Regions from separate parts of the Mus musculus genome. Here region 1 is linked to region 2. A link is a loop called in an ENCODE intact Hi-C map of the cell type or tissue named here. Cell type or tissue: heart. All regions are shown on one strand.

Region 1 (2,500 bases), 150 kb before region 2:
TGACTGTCTCGAGCCTGCATAGACAAGCTCAAGGGAAACAGAATGTTTTGATTGATAAGCAAGATACTAGGATCCAGGTCAGTCCCAGCAAACACTATCTGTCACTGTGAAAGGGAAAGGGGTTAAGAGGGTACTGTCATGATATGGGGCTTGGGATTTGGGGTTCTACTGTGGACCCAGAGCATGGGTCCCCATCTTGCTACTTTGCTAGGGGTTCCAGTGACTTTTAGGGTTGGTCTAAAAGTACACAGAGTGTCACAGCGCCGCTCTTCTCAGGGCTTTGCATAGGGCTAGGATGTATGCTTTGCAGGGAGGGAGGCATACCCCACTTCTCATGTGTGGCTGGGGCACTTTGAAAGATTCCCTTCTTCTGGTCCCTAAAGCCATGCTTGTTTGCGTCTTTGTGGCAAGAGCATAGGCTGGAGGTCGCTTCTCCATGCCCCGCCCACCAGAGGCAGAAGGTAGGGAGGTGCAGTTTTGTGTCGGTAATGTGAACAATGCAGTCATGTCCCCGGAAACATTCATAAGTTTAATCCACGCCAGTAATAAAATCGCATTACATTTCTCATAAAATAAATGTTCCCATTTATATACAGAAGACAGACTGTACAGGCTGAGCCTGGCCCCAGGAGGGGTCCCACAGAGATGGGCAGTGGTGGTGGAGAACAGCCACCTTCCCATCGAGGATGAAGTTCTAACTTGTAGGACAGCGGCTGGCCAGCCCGCGCAGGCAGAGTGGCTGGCCGGCCTGCCAGGCAGGTGGACAGGTGGGCAGACGGACAGATGGACCTGGAGGCCAGATGGTGGGCGTTACTGAACCTGGGATTCAAAGGTGCCATTGAGATGCCCCTCCTCATAGTCCACCTGGCACAAGATCATGTTGTTCTTCAGGAAGAATTTGTCTCCCACGCAAAATCTAGAGAAAAAAAAAATCAAGAGAAAAGAGGGCTATAGGTGAGGTTCCAGTGAGAGGAGGTCCCAGCCTGGCCCAGGAGGTGGGGCATGCATGGCTGACGGTGCTGCTGCTGATCTGGCTGGAACCTCCCAGGGAGTGTAGAGGAAATGCCAGGGCACTGCGAGCCTGGTCAATTACTCTCAGCAGACCCCTGCACCCTGGCGTGGTGAGATAGGTAGCCGGTCAAGCCACAGGCCTCCCACCAGCAGGTCATGTGAGGAGGTGCAGGGCGAGGGCAGATGCCTTACCCCGGTCCCAGAGATGGTGCAGCTTGGGAGAGCTTAGGGGACCAGAACTAGAGAGTGGAGGGATGGAGACCAAGAGATGAGGGGAGGTAGGGAGAAGGAGAACATGGCTGCTTCCATCCCTCTGCCCTCTCAGCTTAAGGCTCACAGCCTCTTACGAGTGAGACCACAGTCCACAATTTATTCTTTAGCCCAGGAAGATCACTTTTGGGTCTCTTAGTCTGCTGGAAGTACTGAAGAATTTTCAAGCTTCCCCTTAAAGACATTGTCCCCTGGTGGCCAAGACTTTTAAGCTCCTGGGTCACTGACTCAGTCCCAGTAGTGGATCTCAGTTCAACCACCAGGTGGCGATGGAACTTCACAGAACCCTGCTGGTAGGCCGTCTAGCCAGAGCTCTCTGCCAGTCTAGTGTTCCCTGCAGGTCCCTCTAGACCTCAACCTGAAAATATCTGTATGGATTCCTACCTGACCTGAGGGCTCCCAAGAAGAGTTCCTGCTTTTTGATGGTAAATTCCTAGCCTTAAGTCCCTCAAGTCTTCCCCCAGGACTGGGATAATGAATAGGGCCCAGAAATCCACAAAAGAGGTGGGGGGGGGGGGGGCAGAGCCAGATTCATGAGTAGAGTTGGGGGTTGGGGGAGTGATATTCCCTAAAGATATCTCTTACCCTATGGGCCTGGGAACCCCTTCTCACAAGACAGGACACAAAACCCCATGCACACAGATACAGTACACTCAGTACACACATTTAAAACATGCATACAATTCTCACCTCACCAGGTACATACAGTATTCACAAACTCTTATGCATGAATAATTATAGTTGCATGCACATCTAAACACCTATCTCATGTACTAGTATTCGTGTGCACACAAACATTTACAATACAAACACAAGCACATATATACTGGACCTGTGGCACACTCCTACAGTCCCAGCAACCATGGCTTCATAGCAAGTTTAAGGGTGGCCTTGGATACTCGAGACTCTGGAACAAACAACTCCTCCCTCAAATGTGCAAATACTTTATGCTATGTACAATATATATACATAGTGAAAACACACACACATACCCCATCATTCAATTCATGTAGAAACTTACCACCTACATAGTGCACTAATACTGTAGTGTACACATCTGACCATAAGATGTAGATATACACACATGCACATGTATGATAAGCAAAGCATGCATACTTAGCTACATACATAAATGAAGTCACACTTGTCTGCACGCCTCCTCAGCGCTCCTGGCTCAGCCAGCAGGCCTCAGGCTCGGGTCTGGGTAGTGTGTGGGGCT
Region 2 (2,500 bases):
CCAGACTTTTCCAGGGAAAGACCACGGAGAGGACTCGGCATCAGAAGAGCGGAGGGTGGCAGAGGAGCCCATGGACCTGAAGGAAAATGATGGCAGATGGAAACCCAGATCCTCGGAAGGAAGAGGCACAGCACAAATGCAAATGGCTGGCTAAATAGAAAAAACTTTTTTTGCTCTTAATTTCTGGAAAATAGGCATGACAGTTTAAAATTAAAAAGATACTTTTTTTCTGTGTAGTTTATAATTGTGTAGATAAAATACATCCAACAATTACAGTATAAAGGCAGAGATGAGGAGACCAATCGAATACACGTAGAAGGAATGCATTACTCATTATATTCAGTGTTCCTGTGGCACAGCCAAACAGCCACAAGTCCTGGGGCAGCTGAGCAAAAGGTGGACTTGGAAGGCAAGGAAACAAAGGATTTGCCAGCATGTCCTTCACCTAAGGGACTGTAGGGACTGTAGGTAAGCTGGCAGTGAAACCTTAGCCTGGTCCCAGAGGCTCCTGGGTGGGGATGGGGACCAATAGTTCCTTTGGAATAGCAGACTTGAGGTGAACAGGAGTCAAGTTTGCTTCCTCACAAGGCTTCCAGCTATTCCAGCTACTACAGCGAAAAGATGCAAAGCTTGCCAGAAAAAGAAAGGTGCACCAGGCACACTGCAGTGCACAGCTCCAAGTGCCAGCACTCAGGAGGCAGAGGCAGAGGAGCGCTGTGGATTTGAGACCAGGCAGGATTAGTGAGTCCCTCTGTCAAAAAACGGGGGGGGGGGGGGGGGGGGGGGGAAAGGGAGGGGGAGGGAAAAGGGGAGGGGAGGGGAGGAAAGGGGAGGAAAGGGGAGGAGGAAGGGGAGGGGAGGGGAGGAGGGGAGGGAGGAGGGAGGGGAGGGGAGAAAGGAAGGTACGGTGCCTGGAGAAGTCTAGACACAGAAGGCCTCTGAGTGTCCTCTACAACCAGAGTCACTCAGTTTGCCTGCCATCTGCTGGAAGCCGGCTGTGACTGTCTGAAATAGCTATCAGCAGGCTATGTAGACATGTAGACATAGACTAGGGTTTTCACCATGGGCTGATCATTCATGCACACTGTTTTCACAAGTAATTTAGACACAATGGTATTTTAGAAATTACCTAAAATCCAAGTTCCCAAATATCAGCTGAGAACAAACCTCAAAAATAGGCCTTTCCAGGACACCAGTTGAAGCTAGTAATCCAACTCTTCCATGCATGAGCCTCTGGATCTGATCTCCAGGAGCCCAATGAAATAAACAGAACATAGCCATCTGACCTGCTCTACTAACTCTACTACATAACGAGCAACTGTGAAAGTGTCCAGTCCTCTAACAACAGATATTCCTTCTTTACAAACCACAGAGCTTGGCCTTGCGAGGCTGGACTTAAGGCCGTGGACAGAGTTCAAGTGTGTCCATAACTCAAGTGCATGTGGCTTCCCGTGGCAGGTGGCAGCAAACCCAGAAAGCATGTTACCTCATGCAGACACTTGGGGTCTCTGCCTCCATCACACTCCTTGAGGCTTGTCCCATCAGCCAATGCACATCACACAAGCACCTGCACTAGAGGAGAGAACAGCCCTCCTCTGGTCCTGCAGGGGACCCACTGCAGAGGCAAGGGCATTAGTGAGACAGCTTCCTGGTGAGGTTGGAAAGAATCAGAACAGCAACAGCACAGAGCCCTGCAGCTCTCACAAAACTGAGAGGTCAGAAGTATCACTTCACCCTAACATTCCTTGGCTTATCCCCATGTACTATCAAAATAAATGATACAATTAAGAAAAATTAAATTTTGATAATATTCTATGTAAAATATCTAGTAATATGAAAATTTAGGCAACTGTAGCTAACACTGTGCTTAGAGTGTCACATGACTGATTTCATTACCCCTGAGCAGAGGATGGTATACTATTCACAAATGAGAGAGTGGAGGCCTAGAGATGCCCCACAGCAAAATGATGGGGATGGTAAAACATGGTCTGAGACCCAGCAGCTGCCATGGAGTGCCTGCACGGTTCATTATTAAGACACTCCAGGTTCTGTTATTGAACATGTCCTATCCAGGGTTCTATTGCTATGATAAAACACCAGACCAAAGCATCCTGGGGAGGAAAGGGGTTGTTTGGCTTACACATTACAGTCCACCGAGTGAAGTCAGGACAGGAACTCAAATAGTGTAGGAATCTGGCAGTCAGGAGCTGATACCGAGGCCATGGAGGAGTATTGCTTAGTGGCTTGCTCCCATGGCTTGTTCAACCTGCTTTCTTGTAGAACTCAGAACCATCAGTCCGGGGAAGGTACCACCCATAATGGGCTGAGCTTTCCCCGATTAATCACTAAGAAAATGCCTTATAGGCTTATCTACAACCTGATCTCATGGAGGAATTTTCTTAATTAAAGCTCCCTCTTCTTTGAAAACTTTAACATGTGTTAAGCTAACATAAAACTAGACAGTAAGACACATATGCCCTACTGAAATGCTTCAATACTA

Evidence for each region. Peaks named below come from ENCODE experiments on the same cell type or tissue, not always from the same donor. Only the 100,000 strongest peaks of a DNase experiment are listed, where the experiment ranks them.
Region 1: a loop joins it to region 2, with 13 times the contacts of the local background. A loop is called at or near these places in 3 of 42 quality-filtered maps.

The regions. Positions count from the first base shown.
Region 1 is chr7:109,138,061-109,140,560 of GRCm38, forward strand. It overlaps Lmo1 (LIM domain only 1), which reads right to left. Exons shown (of 4, transcript NM_001302205.1): 4 at 505-916. The coding sequence ends at 811. Among named protein-coding and RNA genes, the nearest start is that of Gm44781, 3.5 kb to the right of the region's middle. In heart, a CTCF peak has its summit at 1,512 (motif pointing right); a DNase peak (open chromatin) is centred at 1,551.
Region 2 is chr7:109,289,704-109,292,203 of GRCm38, forward strand. All of the region lies in intron 13 of Stk33 (serine/threonine kinase 33), which reads right to left. Among named protein-coding and RNA genes, the nearest start is that of Gm51463, 23 kb to the left of the region's middle. In heart, a CTCF peak has its summit at 1,003 (motif pointing left); no DNase peak of the experiment used is centred here.